Regions from separate parts of the Homo sapiens genome. Here region 2 is linked to region 1. Evidence: read pairs that join two places in POLR2A ChIA-PET (ENCODE). Cell type or tissue: endothelial cell of umbilical vein. All regions are shown on one strand. Links, peaks and the distances in the headings refer to the core of each region. The heading gives the core; the rest is flanking DNA. Region 1 overlaps SEMA3A (semaphorin 3A). Region 2 overlaps SEMA3A (semaphorin 3A).

Region 1 (10,610 bases), core at 1,732-9,731:
ACTTTTAAAATGCCTTTAACAAAGTTGAGCCAATGTAGCATATTAGCTGCAAATTTATTTAAACACAAAATGAAATAAAATTATTTTGCAATTTCTCCACATTTACTGTTATTGGCACCATAGCTCTCTTTTCTTGCACTAGAGGATTCAATAATTATAGTAAGCCTTAAGTAAAACTTACATAAATACTGAAACATGTAATGTTTTCATACATTGAAAAGACATCAAAAGTGTATTTTAGTTTCTCTAGTATATAAATAAAAAATGAGTTTTAGAAAAGTCAGTCTCTGAACAATGATATGCTTTTTTAATACTACACATTTTCTAATAGTTAACAATGAATATAAATGAAATTGCATTTCCAAAGGCTTTCATGTATAAACTGCATGTATAAATAACCAGATAAATTGAATGCAGACTGAAGTACCTATGAGAATCTAAGAAAATATTAAGGTTATAAGGAGTGTTTACATAGAAAATAGTTCTCTGCTGAAATCTCACCAACTAACTTATACCTTATTACAAGCAAAGTAAATAAGGGGAAATGTAATACAATAAAATCTAAACCATTGTGGAAACATTTATCTTCATTAATATTATTATTCCATTTCACTAAATGGAAAAAATGAAATTATAGCATATATTACTAAGTGCTCAATTTTTTGCTATATTCAACTTTTATTATAGTATTGAATTTTGCTATAAACCAGGACAAATTAAGAAATGATGGTTAAATTCTTTGGGAAAAATAGATTAAGTATTGTTAAGCTTTCCTTCCCCATTTCTCTCTCTTTCTTTCTTTCTCTTTCTTTCCTTTTCTTTTTCTTTCTTTCTTTCTTTTCTTTCTCTTCTTTCTTTCTTTTTCTTTCACAGACTCCTTTTTTAAAATGAACTTAGACACTATTGAATGTAAGCAATTTCAGTATATGGATGTGTCAATCCATACATTGTGTTTGCAACTATTTTGAAAAGCTACTCAAGTTAGTCCTACAATCAAGATCTCTGTTTCGCCAATAACGTCTAAGAAGCATGAGCAAAATGTATATTTATAGATTTTTTTAAGAATATGACATTTAAGTAGGAAAAGTGTTATTACCTAAATAACAGTATCTAATTATGTCATATTCCTTTAGGGGAGAAACAGAGAAATAGTATGTGGAAAGAATAGCAAACCAAAATATAGCAGCTGAAATTATTATGATGAAAACCTGAACTGTGATAAAATGCCAAAAGTAACTATAAATCAGTCATGTTCATTTTACCATAATTTTGCAGTATTATTAATGAAGTGCAAAAATAATTATGCTATCCAAATGAAATATAGGGTAAGCCTTTAGGCACCATTGAGCAGAATCCAGTCACTAGTAAGTTACCTGATGTGCTTTTTCTGCCCAATTTAACATCACCACAGGCTTTCTCACTATCCTCCTTAACAAAGTGTGGGGTATAGCAGGAGATGGGTTCATTTATCCAGAAAATTACTTGCAACACTACTTGTCCCTCTTGAAACTACTATCTCACTTTAAAAATGCCCATAAGCATGAATGAAATTGAGTCATATCTGAACGAAATCAAATCATTTCTTCCAGTAATGGAAAATAAAGGAAAAAGACACTTTCTTCTCTCATGGTATTTTAAACTGATAGATTGTTTTTCTTTGTCAGTAAAATGTTGGCTTAATATGTACTTTTTTAAACAGATTTAAAAATGTAAAACAGAAAGAAATGGTTTACAAAAATAGACGTGGAGTTAGTGCAATTAAGACTGGCAATGAGGCCTAGCAGAGAATAAATAAATAATTTTAAAAATCATTACAGGAAAGAATATCCCAGTCTAGCTTCCATCCTGGAAATCCCCAGATTTCTTTGCCAACCTCTAACAATTTTCAGATTACGAGAACAGATGAACACATACTTATGCAGTGTAAGATAACAGTATCAGGTCAATCGTATCTGCACTCTGGGTTGCTCTAAATATCTTGGAGATTATCGATCTATTTTGATATGTCTGTGTAGGAAAAGGATATACACTGAATTTTACTGGCAGAGTAATTTAGTGTCTTGTTCAAGGGATAAAGCATGGTCAGAGATAAAACATGTAAACAGTTCAGAAATAAGATTTGCCAAATGATTCTCATTTTACAATTTTGTATATAAGTTTTTACTCTAGTAAGTGAGGCATACCCTACTTCATTCTGGATTTTTCTGCTTTTTTTTTTTTTTTTTTTTTTTGAAGTTACCATTGATATACTGGACAGAAGAAAGTCTAGGTAACATTTATGGAGAAAATATTAGACATTAAAACTATATTTGTTTACACATATTACACAGTATTTAGAAGCAATTGACTTTTCTGAAGTGTCTTGCCAAAGCATCCATTTGATATGAATGGAAAGACTATTAACATGCTGCCCTTAACCTTTGAATTCATGAAGTTTTAGTACTTATTTGGCAGTGATCATTTTTTTGCTTTCATTTGATATTTAGCCAAAGTTAAATACACATTTTGTTTTCTCTAGCATACAATACTACTGGAAAAGTAAAATTAACTTTTAAGTCAAGGTCCTCCAAACACATATAGCCAGTGAATAATTTTACTAGCCTCTAAAAATGCATTTTTGTTTATATTTGCAAAGTAAGAATAAATTATAAATTTTTTTTATATCCTGAAATATCACAATGCTATTTCAGGGTATACACATAAATACATAATCAGAAAAGATGAAAATTATTATTGAGTATTGAGTAAATTATATTAAAATGACCAAAATACACTGTATGTAAAAATTTATAACAAATAATGATCCATAAAATAATGTTTATAGAACACAGATGAGATTGATCAAAAACATGAGGGCAATGAAAACTATCTTCAGTTTCTAATCTACTAGCTTATTGTAAGAATGATATTTGTTTTCTCCTGTATTTTTGTATAATTGTTAACAAATCTGTGAAATTTGATAAATAGATATATCTATTGAAACACCAGAATTAACAAAATATTGGATATTCAATGGTAATACATAATGATAGTACCTGCTTAGTGGAAAGCTCCATTGCTGAAATAGCAGTCGGTTCCTAAAGGAGAAAAAGAAATATGTGAGGTGTTTGGTCAATTAGAACAGCCAGCTATTAGTTAATTAACTCAAGGCACTGCCATTAGTTTTCAGAGAGAAACTTCAGTGTCCACAAGAAGCAATGTGACTGGGAAATAAGACACATAAAGAAACTGCATAGATAAGGGTCAAATATGTGGAGCAGGCAATAAGATTGTGTCAGTGTCATACAGTCTACATACCTGTAGTTGACCAAGTTGGGGTTATTGCTTACTACAATATAAGGGAAAACATGAGCCTGCACAGTGAGCACAGTGAGAGGGTGTTGGAAAAAACATGTTTTGGACTTGTGTTAGGTGATTGGGGGAGGGTTCAAAGAAGTAGAGCTTTGTTCTACATTGGATGTGGTCAAAAAGCAGGGGTAATTCTATGCTTAAGTATCTTCGTAAATCATTTGGGAGGGAAGAACAAAGTAAGGCTAAAGCTATGACTGGCGAAGAAGTAGCAATAACTTGCGATAAGCAGGATGGGGATATATGGTCATTTTTGTGGTTTGGACAATGTTCATGTTTTTATCTGTGTTTGGACATGATTACAAAATGGTTTTGCTTTTATCTTGATTCAGCATGGTCTCAGAGTGGTCCTTTCTGATGTTGGTATTCTGCGAAAATTGTTCTGTTCAACTGGAGAACGCTGCCTTAGCTGAGAGTGCCAGCCTCATTCCTAACAACACCAGTGGCAGCTGATGAGAGTAGGCCACTTTCCAGCTGACAAGGACTACAAGAGCTCAGGTGGGATGAGATTACTTCATTATTATGAAAAACATGGTTTCATGTGCGAGGACCTACACTCAGGTCTTTGCCAGAGAATATAATCTCTTTAATGTCTATTAACAGGTTAACATAGAGGAGTAATAACTAGGGAAGTAACACTCATCAATGCACTTCATTAAGTGTTCTTTCTGGAGCTTATCATGAATGCATATAGGCTTGCATAAATAAATTGGGTTCTTTGATGTAGACAGACTACCAAAAGCCTATATAACTGAACACATGAGTTTACATCCTTTAGGTTCATGGTCAATGAACTGTGCTGCAGTTCATTCAAGACAAACATTATGTGTCTTTCATTCAAGACAAACATTACGAGAAGACAGAGACTGCTTGTGGGTTTCTGAGGGGTCTGATAAGAAAGAGGCTTAGGTGGAACGATGGATCTTAAAAGACCTCACTGTGTAGGTGACCGAAGCTACTAAATTAAGTGTGAAGAGCTGGACTCTGGAGCCCAGGTGCCTGGATTCAAATTGTGATTCAAATCTGGCCAGAAATGCAGTACTAGGCAAAGTGTGTAAACTTTTTGTAATTCAGTTTTCTCATTTGAAAGTTAGATGGTACCTCTTATGGGGTGGTGATAAGACTGAATGAATTAATACATGTAAAACACATTACAAATGTGCTTGGTATATAGTGTTTATTCAAATCTCTCTTTCCTCTCTTCTCTCATCTCTCTCTCTTTCACACACACACACACACACCCACACGCACACACACATGCATTTCCATCTCATTTCCTTGCTTTAATTTTTCTCTTTAGTTCTTATTACTGGTTATATACCTGTATATTTATACACATCTTATCTAATATATTATTAATAATATATCTTAATAATAAATTTTATATAGATACATATAATTAATTTTTTGTCCTGTGAGTTTCTTCACACATCCTAAAGCAGAATCTGAGATAAAATCTTGTTTGCAGGTTTGGGGCAAGAGTAAAAAATTGAGGATTGAGAAGAAGGTGGAAAAAAATCAATTAAAAAGTGTATTATGGAAGTCAATACTGAGAAAAAAATCTGAGGATAGTTGACAATGACTCTCCAAATTGTCCACTGAGGTTTGTACCAAGAAAAGTACTTATTCATTCCATTCCTCATTGGATGCTCTCAGGGGGTTCAATCTCCCACAGCCCCAGCTGTGACTCTTGCTTGTCTTTTGGCTTGCTGGGGCATAAAGAAAAAGATTCCTCATAGGAATCAGAAGTGAGGTGAAAGGATGTGAGGAGGCAGCTGAGGCATCTCACGTGTCTTTCCAATTGCCTCTCCCCCTCAATTTGGGACAGAGATTTTGGCTGTTTATTTCACAGCCATATCCCTAGCACCTGGAATTACGCCTGGTATTTACAAGTTCTTAATACATATTTGCATGAATGAATAAATGAACGAATTCTTTACCAATGTTCCTCTTTCTCTCCTCTCTTCAACTTACCCCACTATACTGTCTTTCTTCCATTTAATTTATATTTAAGATAAAGATAGCCCTCTTATTAAGTCTTTCTTTGTTTCTTATAGCTTAGCTGGCATTTCTTCAAAAATAATTTAGAATAGTCTACACTCACTGCTTTTGCTTGCTCATCTCTCATCCAATGCCTTCCCTGCTCAATCCACTGAGTCTAGCTTTTATTCTAGAGAGGTGGCCTACTATTTTCAGAAGCAGAAATCACCAGTGAACTGTGTATTGCTGATAGGACACTTTTCTGTATCCATAACTATTATTAGACTTTGTTTTATATTTTTTCTTGGCTGCTTCCTCTAATAAACCCCATTATGCCTTGGAATTCTTTATTAATTATTCCTTAATGACGTTTATCACAGTCTTCTCATCCTCCAGCCACTCCTAACATATTTACTGTTCCTTGCCCACTCCTTTCTACTCTCCTTTGGATGCTATTTTTCTTCCCTAATAAGCTCTTGTGTTTTTGTTGTTGTTGTTGTTGTTTGTTTGTTTTTTGAGAGGGAGTCTCGCTCTGTCGCCGAGGCTGGAGTGCAGTGGCGTGATCTCGGCTCGCTGCTAGCTCTGCCCCTCGGGTTCATGCCATTCTCCTGCCTCAGCCTCCCGAGTAGCTGGGACTACAGGCGCCCACCACCACGACTGGCTAATTTTTTTGTATTTTTAGTAGAGATGGGGTTTCACCATGTGTTAGCCAGGATGGTCTCGATCTCCCGACCTCGTGATCCGCCACCTCAGCCTCCCAACTTTTGTGGTTTTAATTACTATGTGCTGTAGAACTGCAGATCTCTACTTCAAACCCTGATGGCTGAGCTGAGAACAGGATTTTCTTAACAAATTTAAGACAATCTGTCTGAGACAAATGAAACAAATGATTTAGGAGGTACATTAATGTAATGGTATAATTTAGAGATTTTCCATAGTTTCCAATTTTTATACCTTAAATGAATTATATTAGTTATTAAATATAATAATTTTACACAAAAATTATCAATCATAAAGACAATTATGATGAAAGGAATGTCTATCAACTTTTTCTATGCAGAGATATAATCTTTAGAATTTAGTGGCCACAAATCTCAAAAACTTAGAGCACAACACATCATGGATATTCAGCTTTTTTTTTTTTTTTTTCTGACAGAGTCTCGCTGTTGCCCAGGCTGGAGTGCAGTGGTGCGATCTCGGCTCACTGCAGGATCCGCACCCCCCCGATATTCAGCTTTTTTAAAAAAAGTTGAAGACTGTATTTAGGTTTGTACAATATTGGAATCAATAACCAAAACAGAAATTTTAGAAGAGTAAGGAAAATTTTCCACAGATACTTCTTTCATTCCAACAATTTCACATGAAAAATAGTTATGTGGTTATTAAGGAGCTTATTTCATGAAGGTTTTCATGACATAAAGTTTACAATCGAAATTCAAAGAAAGTGTTTCTTAGGCAGAGAAAGATTAACAGCTAATGTAATTGAAGTGAAATTAGCTAGCTCTAAATACTTTCAAAAATGAAGCTGATTAATATTTATACATTTCATGTTCCTTAATAATACAAAAAAAATCTATAAGGTAGATAAAAATTATTATTTTTTGTTCTTTTAAGTTTTAGGGTACATGTGCACCTTGTGCAGGTTAGTTACATATGTATACATGTGCCATGCTGGTGCACTGCACCCACTAACTCGTCATCTAGCATTAGGTATATCTCCCAATGCTATCCCTCCCCCCTCCCCCCACCCCACCACAGTCTCCAGAGTGTGATATTCCCCTTCCTGTGTCCATGTGATCTCATTGTTCAATTCCCACCTATGAGTGAGAATATGCGGTGTTTGGTTTTTTGTTCTTGCGATAGTTTACTGAGAATGATGATTTCCAATTTCATCCATGTCCCTACAAAGGACATGAACTCATCATTTTTTATGGCTGCATAGTATTCCATGGTGTATATGTGCCACATTTTCTTAATCCAGTCTATCATTGTTGGACATTTGGGTTGGTTCCAAGTCTTTGCTATTGTGAATACTGCCGCAATAAACATACGTGTGCATGTGTCTTTATAGCAGCATGATTTATAGTCCTTTGGGTATATACCCAGTAATGGGATGGCTGGGTCAAATGGTATTTCCAGTTCTAGATCCCTGAGGAATTACCACACTGACTTCCACAATGGTAGAACTAGTTTACAGTCCCACCAACAGTGTAAAAGTATTCCTATTTCTCCACATCCTCTCCAGCACCTGTTGTTTCCTGACTTTTTAATGATTGTCATTCTAACTGGTGTGAGATGGTATCTCATTGTGGTTTTGATTTGCATTTCTCTGATGGCCAGTGATGATGAGCATTTTTTCATGTGTTTTTTGGCTGCATAAATATCTTCTTTTGAGAAGTGTCTGTTCATGTCCTTCGCCCACTTTTTGATGGGGTTGTTTGTTTTTTTCTTGTAAATTTGTTTGAGTTCATTGTAGATTCTGGATATTAGCCCTTTGTCAGATAAGTAGGTTGCAAAAATTTTCTCCCATTTTGTAGGTTGCCTGTTCACTCTGATAGTAGTTTCTTATGCTGTGCAGAAGCTCTTTAGTTTAATTAGATCCCATTTGTCAATTTTGGCTTTTGTTGCCATGGCTTTTGGTGTTTTAGACATGAAGTCCTTGCCCATGCCTATGTCCTGAATGGTAATGCCTAGGTTTTCTTCTAGGGTTTTTATGGTTTTAGGTCGAACGTTTAAGTCTTTAATCCATCTTGAATTGATTTTTGTATAAGGTGTAAGGAAGGGATCCAGTTTCAGCTTTCTACATATGGCTAGCCAGTTTTCCCAGCACCATTTATTAAATAGGGAATCCTTTCCCCATTGCTTGTTTTTCTCAGGTTTGTCAAAGATCAGATAGTTGTAGATATGTGGCTCTATTTCTGAGGGCTCTGTTCTGTTCCATTGATCTATATCTGTGTTTTGGTACCAGTACCATGCTGTTTTGGTTACTGTAGCCTTGTAGTATAGTTTGAAGTCAGGTAGTGTGATGCCTCCAGCTTTGTTCTTTTGGCTTAGGATTGACTTGGCGACGCAGGCTCTTTTTTGGTTCCATATGAACTTTAAAGTAGTTTTTTCCAATTCTGTGAAGAAAGGCATTGGTAGCTTGATGGGGATGGCATTGAATCTGTAAATTACCTTGGGCAGTATGACCATTTTCACGATATTGATTCTTCCTACCCATGAGCATGGAATGTTCTTCCTTTTGTTTGTATCCTCTTTTATTTCCTTGAGCAGTGATTTGTACTTCTCCTTAAAGAGGTCCTTCACATCCCTTGTAAGTTGTATTCCTAGGTATTTTATTCTCTTTGAAGCAATTGTGAATGGGAGTTCACTCATGATTTGGCTCTCTGTTTGTCTGTTGTTGGTGTATAAGAACGCTTGTGATTTTTGTACATTGATTTTGTATCCTGAGACTTTGCTGAAGTTGCTTATCAGCTTAAGGAGATTTTGGGCTGAGACAATGGGGTTTTCTAGATATACGATCATGTCGTCTGCAAACAGGGACAATTTGACTTCCTCTTTTCTTAATTGAATACCCTTTATTTCCTTCTCCTGCCTAATTGCCCTGGCCAGAACTTCCAACACTATGTTGAATAGGAGTGGTGAGAGAGGGCATCCCTGTCTTGTGCCAGTTTTCAAAGGGAATGCTTCCAGGTTTTGCCCATTCAGTATGATATTGGCTGTGGGTATGTCATAGATAGCTCTTATTATTTTGAAATACGTCCCATCAATACCTAATTTATTGAGAGTTTTTAGCATGAAGGGTTGTTGAATTTTGTCAAAGGCTTTTTCTGCATCTATTGCGATAATCATGTGGTTTTTGCCTTTGGCTCTCTTTATATGCTGGATTACATTTATTGATTTGCATATATTGAACCAGCGTTGCATCCCAGGGATGAAGCCCACTTGTTCATGGTGGATAAGCTTTTTGATGTGCTGCTGGATTCGGTTTGCCAGTATTTTATTGAGGATTTTTGCATCAATGTTCATCAAGGATATTGGTCTAAAATTCTCTTTTTTGGTTGTGTCTCTGCCTGGCTTTGGTATCAGAATGATGCTGGCCTCATAAAATGAGTTAGGGAGGATTCCCTCTTTTTCTATTGATTGGAATAGTTTCAGAAGGAATGGTACCAGTTCCTCCTTGTACCTCTGTTAGAATTCGGCTGTGAATCCATCTGGTCCTGGACTCTTTTTGGTTGGTAAGCTATTGATTATTGCCACAATTTCAGATCCTGTTATTGGTCTATTCAGAGATTCAACTTCTTCCTGGTTTAGTCTTGGGAGAGTGTATGTGTCGAGGAATTTATCCATTTCTTCTAGATTTTCTAGTTTATTTGCGTAGAGGTGTTTGTAGTATTCTCTGATGGTAGTTTGTATTTCTGTGGGATTGGTGGTGATATCCCCTTTATCATTTTTTATTGTGTCTATTTGATTCTTCTCTTTTTTTCTTTATTAGTCTTGCTAGCGGTCTATCAATTTTGTTGATCCTTTCAAAAAACCAGCTCCTGGATTCATTCATTTTTTGAAGGGTTTTTTGTGTCTCTATTTCCTTCAGTTCTGCTCTGATTTTAGTTATTTCTTGCCTTCTGCTAGCTTTTGAATGTGTTTGCTCTTGCTTTTCTAGTTCTTTTAATTGTGATGTTAGGGTGTCAATTTTGGATCTTTCCTGCTTTCTCTTGTGGGCATTTAGTGCTATAAATTTCCCTCTACACACTGCTTTGAATGCGTCCCAGAGATTCTGGTATGTTGTGTCTTTGTTGTTGTTGGTTTCAAAGAACATCTTTATGTCTGCCTTCATTTCCTTATGTACCCAGTAGTCACTCAGGAGCAGGTTGTTCAGTTTCCATGTAGTTGAGTGGTTTTGAGTGAGATTCTTAATCCTGAGTTCTAGTTTGATTGCACTGTGGTCTGAGAGATAGTTTGTTATAATTTCTGTTCTTTTACATTTGCTGAGGAGAGCTTCCCTTCCAAGTATGTGGTCAATTTTGGAATAGATGTGGTGTGGTGCCGAAAAAGTGTATATTCTGTTGATTTGGGGTGGAGAGTTCTGTAGATGTCTATTAGGTCCGCTTGGTGCAGAGCTGAGTTCAATTCCTGGGTATCCTTGTTGACTTTCAGTCTCGTTGATCTGTCTAATGTTGACACTGGGGTGTTAAAGTCTCCCATTACTAATGTGTGGGAGTCTAAGTCTCTTTGTAGTCACTCAGGACTTGCTTTATGAATCTGGGTGCTCCTGTATTGGG
Region 2 (10,610 bases), core at 955-8,954, 130 kb after region 1:
AGTTACTTTTTACTTAAAATTCTTCAGTCTGTCAGCATAAATACTATACATATGGACTTATAAAAAAGAGAAGAAGGAAGGATGTGGTTGGGGAAATAGGATGATGAGGAGCCACTGGCAACTGGTGAGATCTTGGGAATGTGTCTTCCCTGGTTCATCAAGAAGAAAAAATAAGTGTGTTTAGTCTAGAAACCACATAATCTCTAAGGTGCTTTCTTACACAAAGAAGATATAACACAAACTGTTTTGATTTCTAATTCATTTGGGTCAAAAGACATATTTGTATCACTTTGGGACACTTCATGAAATTTAGGGAGAGAGTCTAAAGTTTAAGTTATAAAGAAGTAACTACCAGGTCAATTTTATCTTATCTTTAGGCTATCAGAAATATTTCAAGAATAAGTCCTTTATTTGTTGAGTATTTCTGAATTCCAGTTTTGAAGAAAATTCTGTCACCAATGATTTTCTCACCACGTGAACACTTTTGTTCCTCTTAGGATTTTGTGCCAAAAATTACAAGAGGGTTTATAATTGAAGGCTATTGATAAGCCAAATTCACCAAACTGCTTTCAACATTAGCAACCTTTTCTTTATCTTGATTTTTGCTTAAATGTACATAATTTCCTCACTAAAACATCTTTACAAGGAATAGACAGATTTTTTAAAAAAACATATTTTTTTCTTTTCCATACCACCAAATTAATAACGAAAAATATACAATCAAAGCTTAGCCAAGCAAGAATACAAATGTGAATAATGTGAGTCAAACTTGAGATCAGATCATTGTGCAAATGTATGGCATCCTATCTTAATCCCTAGGCAGAAGAAAACAACTGGGTGGCAGACACTTCTGGCTGAGGATGGAAAAGGAGGAGAAGGCTGGCAATATACAAATGAAGGAGAAAACACCACACATTCAGCCTGCTGACATCTGCTGCACATGCAAAATGGATTGGACTCTGTAATCCAGGGTGAAAACAAATGCTTTCTTCCTTCCTTCCTCCTGCTCCCTAGTTTTTGTTGAGTAATGTTCTCATTCTTTTTGCATTCACAGATTAAAATTAATAACAGCATCTGAGTTTGAAGTAGGTCCCACTGAATAGTGAACCACAAGCAAAATAAACTGAAGAAATTAGTAATGAAGCATTTTGAATAGAAAGGGGTCATGGACAAATATAATTTTTAAAAAGCCAGCGTTACCTCAGGATGATGTCCAATTTCAATGTAGGTGCAAATTGGATGAAAAGCCCCCGTTCCACAGGCGTACAAGTGAGTCTGATTATATGCCTTAAGTACCTTGATGAAATTAGCACATTCTTTCTGTAAGACAAAAGGAAAACCAAAGAGTTTCAGCAATCAGCATGACTGAGGTATCCTCTAGGGTGCTAGGCATGCTGGAACAGATTTGTCTTTTGTTTTCTTTCTTTTTTTTTTTTTGGCATCCCTTTCACAACATTTTAAGGACTTATTTATTATTCTATTGTTTTGCTTATATTATAATATGCATTAAAATATAGAGTTTCTTACTCTGGTGAGAACAATTATTTTATGCCCTTCCGTCAGTCTTCCATTAAAACTATTTTTAATTTATTTATACAAAAGTGGAAAAGAAATTTAGACAATCAATAATCACAGGTGATTTTTCCAGAAATGAGGAGAGCACCAAATTACTTGATTAACTAATGAATTAATCAAACAAAATGATGGGGAAAATTTACTTGCAAAAATCAGTTTTCAGTTCCATTTTAGGAAAAGAAAACAAAAATATAATATGACCCTCTAATAAACATAAAGTTTAAACATCATTAGTAACCCATTTTGGAAATATCCAAATGAGTATTCACATGGTAAATAATAAAAACTGCATTCAAATTATTTTGTTAAAGGCTATAGACTTTCTTATCTACTTTCTTTTTTCTATAAACATTTGGAATTAAGAACCAAATATGTAACTATAGATGCAGTTAAGGATCAAGCGTGGACAACAGTACAAGCAAGGTGGGCACACATGACAGGACTGGGTTGTTCCTGGCACTTCTAAGTGTGTCACACTCCCAAAGTCATTCTCTATGACTTGCCACTTTTCAAGTGAAAGCTCAGAGTGCTTTATGTAGTCAGTTGGAGCTTACAACTGAGGTGGTAAAATTATTTGAGTACATTTCCAAATGACATCTGTATTCTATACTTGCAGCTGATTATTTTTATCTTAATTCCATTGCCCCCATAAAAGAAGGATCAGGCAACCAAATTTAAGCAGATTAATTGATATTTAAATTCAAATAATTGCTGTCTATTATCACTTATTTTTCTAGGATGAAACCTGATGATGACCCTAAAATACATTGCCCTAAAAATGAATGTGGCCTATTTAAAATAAAATGCGAAAGTTTCTAGTTATGACTCCTCTCTCATGCTTTCCTAACATATGCTGAGTACTTTGGGGGTAACTAAAATAAACATAATTTCTTCCACTGTTTTGCTACACAGATCCTAAGTCTTTCTTTTGTCTGGTAAGGCATTACAATGTATAAAATTACTCTCTGAAATAAATTGATCTTGCAAGTTGTTATGAGGAAAAATTTCCTAGCTTAAAAGGTATGTGGATCTCATCCATGTTTCACTTAAATAGGGTACCTCTTAGGGGTAAAACTATGAAACAGATATAACTTAACTTCCACTACTCTTAGCAACAAGCTCTCCATTCTGTAAGAGTCTCTCCTCCTTCCCCAAGAGAATAGGGCATGAAGGCTTGGGCAGAGGAAAGAGGTTGTAGAAAGGGAAACATCTGATAAACTCATTTACAAACCAGGCATTCATGGGCCTTTCCCAAAGGATTTATCTGTATTCTTAAAAAAAATTCAGTCATTTGCAAAGAAGCCATTTTCAGGAAAATGTTTACTTTGAAACACATAGGTGGCCACATACTCTGCTTTTATATAAAGATTATCATCTCTGATTGTGGGCTCAATATTATAGTATTCAAGATTAGAAATAACCAGTTCCAGCACCATATGCTGAAACCAAGAAATTGGCTGTGTACATATTGGTAAGCAAACAGATATTCTAATAAATAATAGTGGCAGACCCAGATGGATGTCTTTTTCATTCTAGAAAAGAACAAGATTTCAGTCTGCATGCCATGCCTTTAAAGATATGCATGCAATTTTTTCCACAAACCCCAATTTTTCAGTCCTGTCAGTATCACCTAAGTGCCTCCTTAGAAATATGACAGTGAACTTACTTCTCCCTAATAAAAAAGGAAAAACATATTTTACCAGTAAGAAGACTTGTGAACAAAACAAAGGTTCATGTCACCTCTGCAACTGTTATGAATCATAATGTCCCAGAATTTGTGGGCTCTTTATCTCTTATAGATTGAATAACTGACTAGCAATTTATAGTGACTACATCTGTCCTTCCAAGGAAACTAGCAGATTGTAATTAATGACTGAAAAACTCTCAAGGTTCTTGCTAACTATGAAATTGGGCTCCACTGAATATCATAATTTTAATTTGTTCTCTATTAACTACTAAAGAGGAACCACTATAATATGACAACAATTCCCCTACAGAGCTGTTGGAACAAAATCAATCACAGGACCAAAGCTGTGAAACCTGGCAAAGGGTTCTACCTAGAGTGCTGATAACGGGAATCTGTCTGTGTTACAAAGCAACTAGACTCACCCTATTGGCCTAAGGCCTGGAATGATTCCCTTCATTTCCCCACTGAACTCTCCCAGTTGGCAGCAGGTTGTACTGTTACCATGCCCTGGGGGCAAGCTCAATATTATTTTGGAAGTGAAGGTTGATGCAAATAGAAGGGAGAGAAATTTCTTGGGCTTAGAGGATATAAAGATGCTTGAAATGAAACAAAGGAATGGAAGGAAATACTTTCAAATTTGGTTAAAAATAGTTGAGAGGAGACTCATCGAAAACAATGGAGGAGGAAAGTGCATTAAAAGAACTGGACAGAGAAGAAGCAAAAATTTGACAGAGACATTGTTAGTAAGGATTTGTTCTTAACAGAAAACCTACATAAAAGAGTATCAATCCTGTCATTCATTTGCCTTCATTCTCTAGCTTGTTGCTGCCAAGGTTTTCGAGTGTTCCAAAACAGGATATTCATTTTATTTGGAAGCAGCTTGGACATTCCTCTAAAAAAGAAGGAAGTGTGGCAGAAAAAGGAAACACACTTCACACATTTCTGCTCTAGGGAGACAGAAGAAGAGTGTTTCTGACCTTTTCTTGAACCATGACGATTCTTAAAACTCAGAATGTAATGTACTTTTTGGCCTTAAACTACTGCACTGCTTTGCTCAGCACTGGAGGATTTACAATGTAATAAAGAGAGTGGAATCAGTTCAAAATGAATTCATTTTTCAAACCTTGATCCTTTTTGGAATTTAAGTTGATGAACACAGACAAGTTTAGCAACAAGTTGGCAGTTGGCTTCCCAAGAGTCAGGCAACCATATTGACCTCTTATTTTACTGAAATGTTCCCCAGAGCAACAGTGTTATAGATTGTTAGCTAGAAATAAAAGTAAGGGCAGTTATAAACCAGTAAAATCCAAGGCCACACCTGAGGAGTAATGATTCATCACCCTTAGTGACAAACCACTTACCCTTATTTTTTTAAGGGCCTCTTGTCTTTTCAGATCAAATGGATAGAGGAATTATGTATAAAGATATTACCTGGAGAAATAAATTTAGAAGAAAATGTCTACCCCTAGAAAAAGATACAGGAGCCAAAAGCACAGTGATTCAAAAACAAACATTGCAGATATGAAGCACTGATTAGACTGTGTTACGCAGACTTTTCCTGGACGGTTACAAAAATAAAGTCCATCCATCTGTCAAAACAACTGCTCCATGCATGAAAATTAAACAGAATTGAGGTGTTTTTAACTAACTTCCGATAATTATACTTTCTACAAAAGAATATGATTTACCTCCAATTCCAATTACCTCCTTGCATGTTCTTAAATTCTGGATGGAGCAGTTAAATTTTACTCTAAGTAAGCGAAGAGAAAAGAAGAGAAGACTTGTGAACGTGAACAATCTCTATTCAAATATATTCAGTTCATGATTAAATCAAACAACTTGTTCTGGCTCAACTATAAATCAGTCCAAAATGAATGGGTAGCATATAACATTGACTCAGGTCAGTGAGAATTCCTGTAAAAAGAAGAAAAAAAATGCTTCTATCCCATCGATAGTTTGTGTAGAAATATTTTGGTGCATAATCTAGCAGCTGGGAAAGCAAAGGAAACCTTTTCCTATCATGATGGGTGGATACATTTCTGCCTGAAAACCCATTAATAAGCTTAATTCCTGAAGTTAATCTGTTGACTTTCTTTTTCTCTGGTCAATTTATCTGGCAAGCTAGCTGAATACTGGAATCTTCGTGCCAAAGCAGTAATCCGTGAGATTGTTCCTGTCACTCACTTTATCCCTTCCTCTATTTAAGCTTTTCCACACTTATCTGGCAATAATGTTTAGTCTTTTTTTTTCTTTTAACATTGTGCTATTACAGCTGTAATCCGATCATCCATAATTGTGTTTAATACTTCACTATTCACTAAAGGAGGTTAGAAATCTCTTCTCCAAAGAGGCTTATCTAATAAAACTAAAATATAAACCATGTTATAATTATAATATTAGCCTTCTAATGTTGAATTTGTGACTTGGAATTTTTTAACACTCATCTTTTTAAGTGATGAATAGGCAGTTCTGTCCATTTTGGGAGGCATTTTTACCTTCAGTATTTAGAATATGCCATAATAAAATGAACTGAACTTTCCACATCAATGCTTTTATATTTTTTAGAGATTTGAAATAATACTGACTCAACTAACACAACAAAGTTACCATTATATATAGCCAGTTATTTTGGTATGTAGGCATATTCATAATAATTGAACTATATCACCATTAAACCTATGATAACTGAAAAACAACTTTTAAAGTGGCTTGAATTATATGATTAAACTAAATGAAGACTCTCTGTACAAGGCTCCCAAATTATTTTACTTAAATGCTCATTTCAGTTAAGTGCCCAATTTGACTGCTCTTTCCCCTCCAGATTGACTATTTGTTTTGAAGTCCTAGAAATATTGTTCAAGACTCTATAAACATTTTTCTTTCAAATTACTTGAAACCTTCAAACATGTTCAAAATGATTATACACTAGGCACTATAGACCATGCTATTAGCAAAAGCTGACTGCTGTGATTTTCTTTTATTTAAAGGAGTTCAAAAAATTCACTTTGAAATTCTGTGTGGACCATAGAAGCTTATGATATCTATTTTTAGGCTTATGTTTTCTTTTATATTATACTATCACTCTGATTCATCAGGATGTGTGCCATTCATTTGCATGATTTGATTGTGGTCCATTATATGTACCTAGCATAACCTTTCTTCACCTCATATTGCAATAAATGCAGACAATTAAAAATATTCTGGGAAATCTACATAAATATGTTTCCTACCGAACCAGGAAAATTATGAAGTACTCACAATCCTCACCCTGATTTCAAAAATGATATTCTGTGGTTTCCAATTTTATGCAAGGTGCTGAATATTTAGTGTTCATGCCTTAATGCAACCAAGTCATTGGTTTACATGAAGTAAGGAGAGTTACAATGTAAAGGAATTTATTGTGGACAAAATTATTTGGCATATTTAATTCTAACATACATGCCTTTACCATAACAGAAATCATTACACATAAAAGAGAGATGAACTGCATCTTTAATTGCATGTGAGATGTAGCCTTAGGGAAAGACAGAAAAACTGAGCCCATATTTTAGAGGAATGCTTGATTTCATTCACATCTACCTCCTTTCTACCCCATCTTGCCTAATATCAAAAATTAATTTTTGTTGGAGTCTTTAATGTCCAAAGTACTGAAGTCTGTTTTATAGTTATAATATAAAATATTATCTTAATACATCTTATAATAATTGAAGACCCTAATCAAGTTTAGTGTTTGTGACATAGACACTGATGTATCACTTATTCAAATGCAAGTGCCTGTGGCATATTTCACACGTATACTCTTTTCCTTTTCTTTCTTTTTTTCATGACCAAGTTTAGTTGCTTTAAAAGGAGATTAAAAAGTAGAACATTCGGAAAGAAAGAACTTTTACAATATAAAAAGGTTTGAAAAGAAGTCAAATGCCCATAGGGTAAATGAATTATCAAACCAGAGTTGTGAGACTCTGTTATAAGCTGAACTCCATTTTCTCAAAATTTATACCTTGAAGCTCTAATCTCTACCATCTGGGAATATGACTCTATTTGGGGATTAGGGTCTTTAAGAAGGTGACTAAGTTAAAATGAGGCCCTTAGTCTAGACCCTAATCCAAACTGGCTGGTGTCTCTATAAGAAGAAACTTGGATACATAAGGAGACATCGGGGCATGAGTGCACAGAGGAAGGACCATGTGAAGAGGCAGCAAGAGGACAGTCATCTGCAAGCCAAAGAGAGGAGGCTCAGAGGAACTCAACCCTGCTTACACCTTGAACTTGGACTTCTGGCCTCCAGAACTAGAACATAAATTTCTGCTGTTTTGGCCACCCAGTCTGTGCCACTTTATTATGGTAGCCCTAATGGAGTAATACAAACATTAAAAAGAAAGTGGGTAATTGGAGGCAACCTGATGCTTGGTTAAAAGATACTTAAATTTACCATTGCTTAAAATATTTTCACCATCAGAACATACATGGTAACAGAATTTTGTCACCTGTCAGCCAACTTTGGATCTTCTGCTTTGTACAGAATTAGATATTAAAAAGGAAATTTTACAAATTTCATTTTTTTCTGGCACAATTTTACTATTTCTTCAAATATCGTCCATATATCGTAATCTTCCCAAATATGCACATATATGTGGATATTTGTATGCAAACCATATGTATATATCAACTTGTAGAAATAATTTATGCACACATTTAAATTTCAGAAATTTGGAATTTTTAAATTTATTTATGTTTAGTGATATGTAGTAAAGATGTTACTTATTGAAGGATATTTGCATTTGAAAAGGCATTCTCAAAAACTTTAAGAAAAAACATGTAGGACAAAACGAACAATTTCATAATGGTAAAACAGAAATTGGGGTAGTTACTTGTATCTCAGTCTTACAATTTAGAGCAGGGGTCCCCAACCTCCAGGCAGACTGGTACCAGTCAGGGTCCTGTTAAGAACAGGCTGCACAGCAGGAGGTGAGCAGCAGGCCGGCCAGCACTACCGCCTGAGCTCCGCCTTCTGTCTGATCAGCTGCTGCATTAGATTCTCGTAGGAGCGTGAACACTTTTATGAACTGTGCATACAAGGGATCTAGGTTGAGGTCTCCTTGTGAGAATCTAATTAATATCTGATGATCTTTGGTGGAACAGTTTCACCCCAAAACCATCCCCTTTTTGGCCTGTGAAAAAATTGTCTTCCATGAAACCAGTCCCCGGTGCCAAAAAGATTGGGGAACCACTGCTTTAAAGTCAGTTAGACATGGGTTAAAATTATTCAGGCATTTTCCATTTGCTGTGTGACTATAAGAAAGTTACTTAGAATCTCTGAGCCTGAGTCTCCTCAACTAAAAATGAGATTAATGATATATTCATGTAAATTACTTAACATGATGACTAGCGCTTATTAATTGATAGGTAACTGGTTATCCAATTCTTAAAATAATTAAACTTCACTATTGTTTGGATATTTCTATGACTGCTTAACTCTCACACTCTTCTACATATTATGCCATTTCACCAATTACGACAAGAGCTCCATTATGAATAGTTCATTCTTTATAAGGATGTAGTTAATAGAGTTTAAGCCTATACTTGGTGCTAAACAGAGATAGATTTAACAAAATTGGTTTTGAGTATTACTCTGTGCCCATTTCTGCTACCAAGGGCAATTGCATTTTGTTTAATAGAATTTCTATGAAAGCCTAGTCCTCTGGCAGTGAAGACTTATAAATTATAATCACTCTTGTTATCAAAGCAGTAAAAATGCCAGGATTCATTTTCTCAACACAACAGCAAATACAGCGTGTGTTAGTCAATAGCTGTGGCAGAATTGTATTGTGCCAAATGAAATAAGCTGGAAAAATATTTCCTCAAATTCCCTTTTCTATAGGTTGGTTTAGGCTGGCTATCAACAAAATCTGCATGAGATTTGGGAGGTATAAATTAAGCTGCAACCATTACACTCCCCAGGTTGTTCTGATCTGCTGGCCACGTTGTTAGCGTGGGGCAGTACCTGGGCCTCCAGGTCCTCTGGCTTCCACCAAATCTCATTTGTTAGTTTCTACAAGACTGAGTCCTGATACTTGTATAGCTCCATGACAAAAGACATCAGTTTCTTCTTTAAGTCACCCAAATCGACCCAAAGAAAGTTAGAGGTAGTAAAAGACACTATGGTCTTAGTTTGTGATTGTGGGTCTCAGTTCTCCTTGCTCTTCCTACTTCATGTTCGGCTTTTCCTCTATAAACATAAACAACTGTAGTTACCTACAACAACTTCACGCCCACTACCTGTCTCAGGCAGTAGCCTTCCATAGAGTTCTTCACCAGCTCTCATGATTGTATAAGGTCTAATTCCCATAATAAAACTTTTTCCATATCAATCACACAGTTGGTCTCTGGTAAAACCATGATGAAAAGATATATCTTACAGCCATAGACTAGCTCATTGTGATATGTAATATAAAGGGAACATAAATTTGGCCTATTTAAAAATACACACATGCTTGTTGTAAGAACTAATGACTAAAGGTCATTAGTTAATAATTTTATTTACTTCTAAATATGAATGATTTCTGCTTTTTAAGTGCATATTAAATTCTATAATCAATAAGTTATATTAATTTTGGTATCATTTCAAGCACAATACTAAAAAAACTATCTTTTAGCATTGAATACATATGGAATAAACACATGCACACATGTATGCATACATAATAGTTACATTTAACACCATGTATAGCATGGATAGTACAGTATATTTTGCACCTAATTTGAATGGAATAGTGAGAAGCTTCAGGAATTTTCTGCTCTTAAAGCCAAAAGTCAAGATTCTGCATCTCTAGAAATAGTGTCAAGTTTTCAGAGCTACCATAATTTTGCAGTCTGTTTTCCATGCTACCAACTAAAAAGTCCAAAAGTAAGTAGACGTATATTAAAATTAAATGGCAGAATTTTGGGAAAGTTTCATGATGTCCTGTGGACATAAGAAGCTGATGATTTTTAGTGTTATTGCACAAATGATTTTTATGTTTCTAAGTCAAGTAAAAGGAAAATAGTCAAAAGTTGGTGATGGCATATTTGTCTTGAGACATAACACGTCTGAGTAAAATATTATCAGAGTCCATGTTAAATACAAAATATGATGGACAGTGTACTCTCAGAAATGAGTAGAAATCCACTTATGAAGATTATCAGACACATATAGAAGAATACTAAACACAAGTATTACAAACTACGTGTCAGTGGGACTTGGATCAACTTGCTAAATATGAGGTAAGAAGATATTGGCCAAAATCTTTTTTCCTGAAGGAACTGGTCAAATCATGATAATAAACCTTCCAGAGTATAAAATACTTAC

What was found. Peaks named below come from ENCODE experiments on the same cell type or tissue, not always from the same donor. Only the 100,000 strongest peaks of a DNase experiment are listed, where the experiment ranks them.
Region 2: POLR2A ChIA-PET joins it to region 1 with 5 read pairs; 2 of 35 experiments call an interaction of 5 or more read pairs at or near these places.

The regions. Positions count from the first base shown.
Region 1 is chr7:83,982,401-83,993,010 of GRCh38, forward strand. SEMA3A (semaphorin 3A) reads right to left here. Exons shown (of 17, transcript NM_006080.3): 13 at 3,036-3,077. Among named protein-coding and RNA genes, the nearest start is that of SEMA3A, 210 kb to the right of the region's middle. In endothelial cell of umbilical vein, for the core only: no CTCF peak of the experiment used is centred there; no DNase peak of the experiment used is centred there.
Region 2 is chr7:84,109,270-84,119,879 of GRCh38, forward strand. SEMA3A (semaphorin 3A) reads right to left here. Exons shown (of 17, transcript NM_006080.3): 4 at 1,201-1,320. Among named protein-coding and RNA genes, the nearest start is that of SEMA3A, 80 kb to the right of the region's middle. In endothelial cell of umbilical vein, for the core only: no CTCF peak of the experiment used is centred there; DNase peaks (open chromatin) are centred at 4,122 and 4,872; H3K27ac peaks cover 1,208 bases.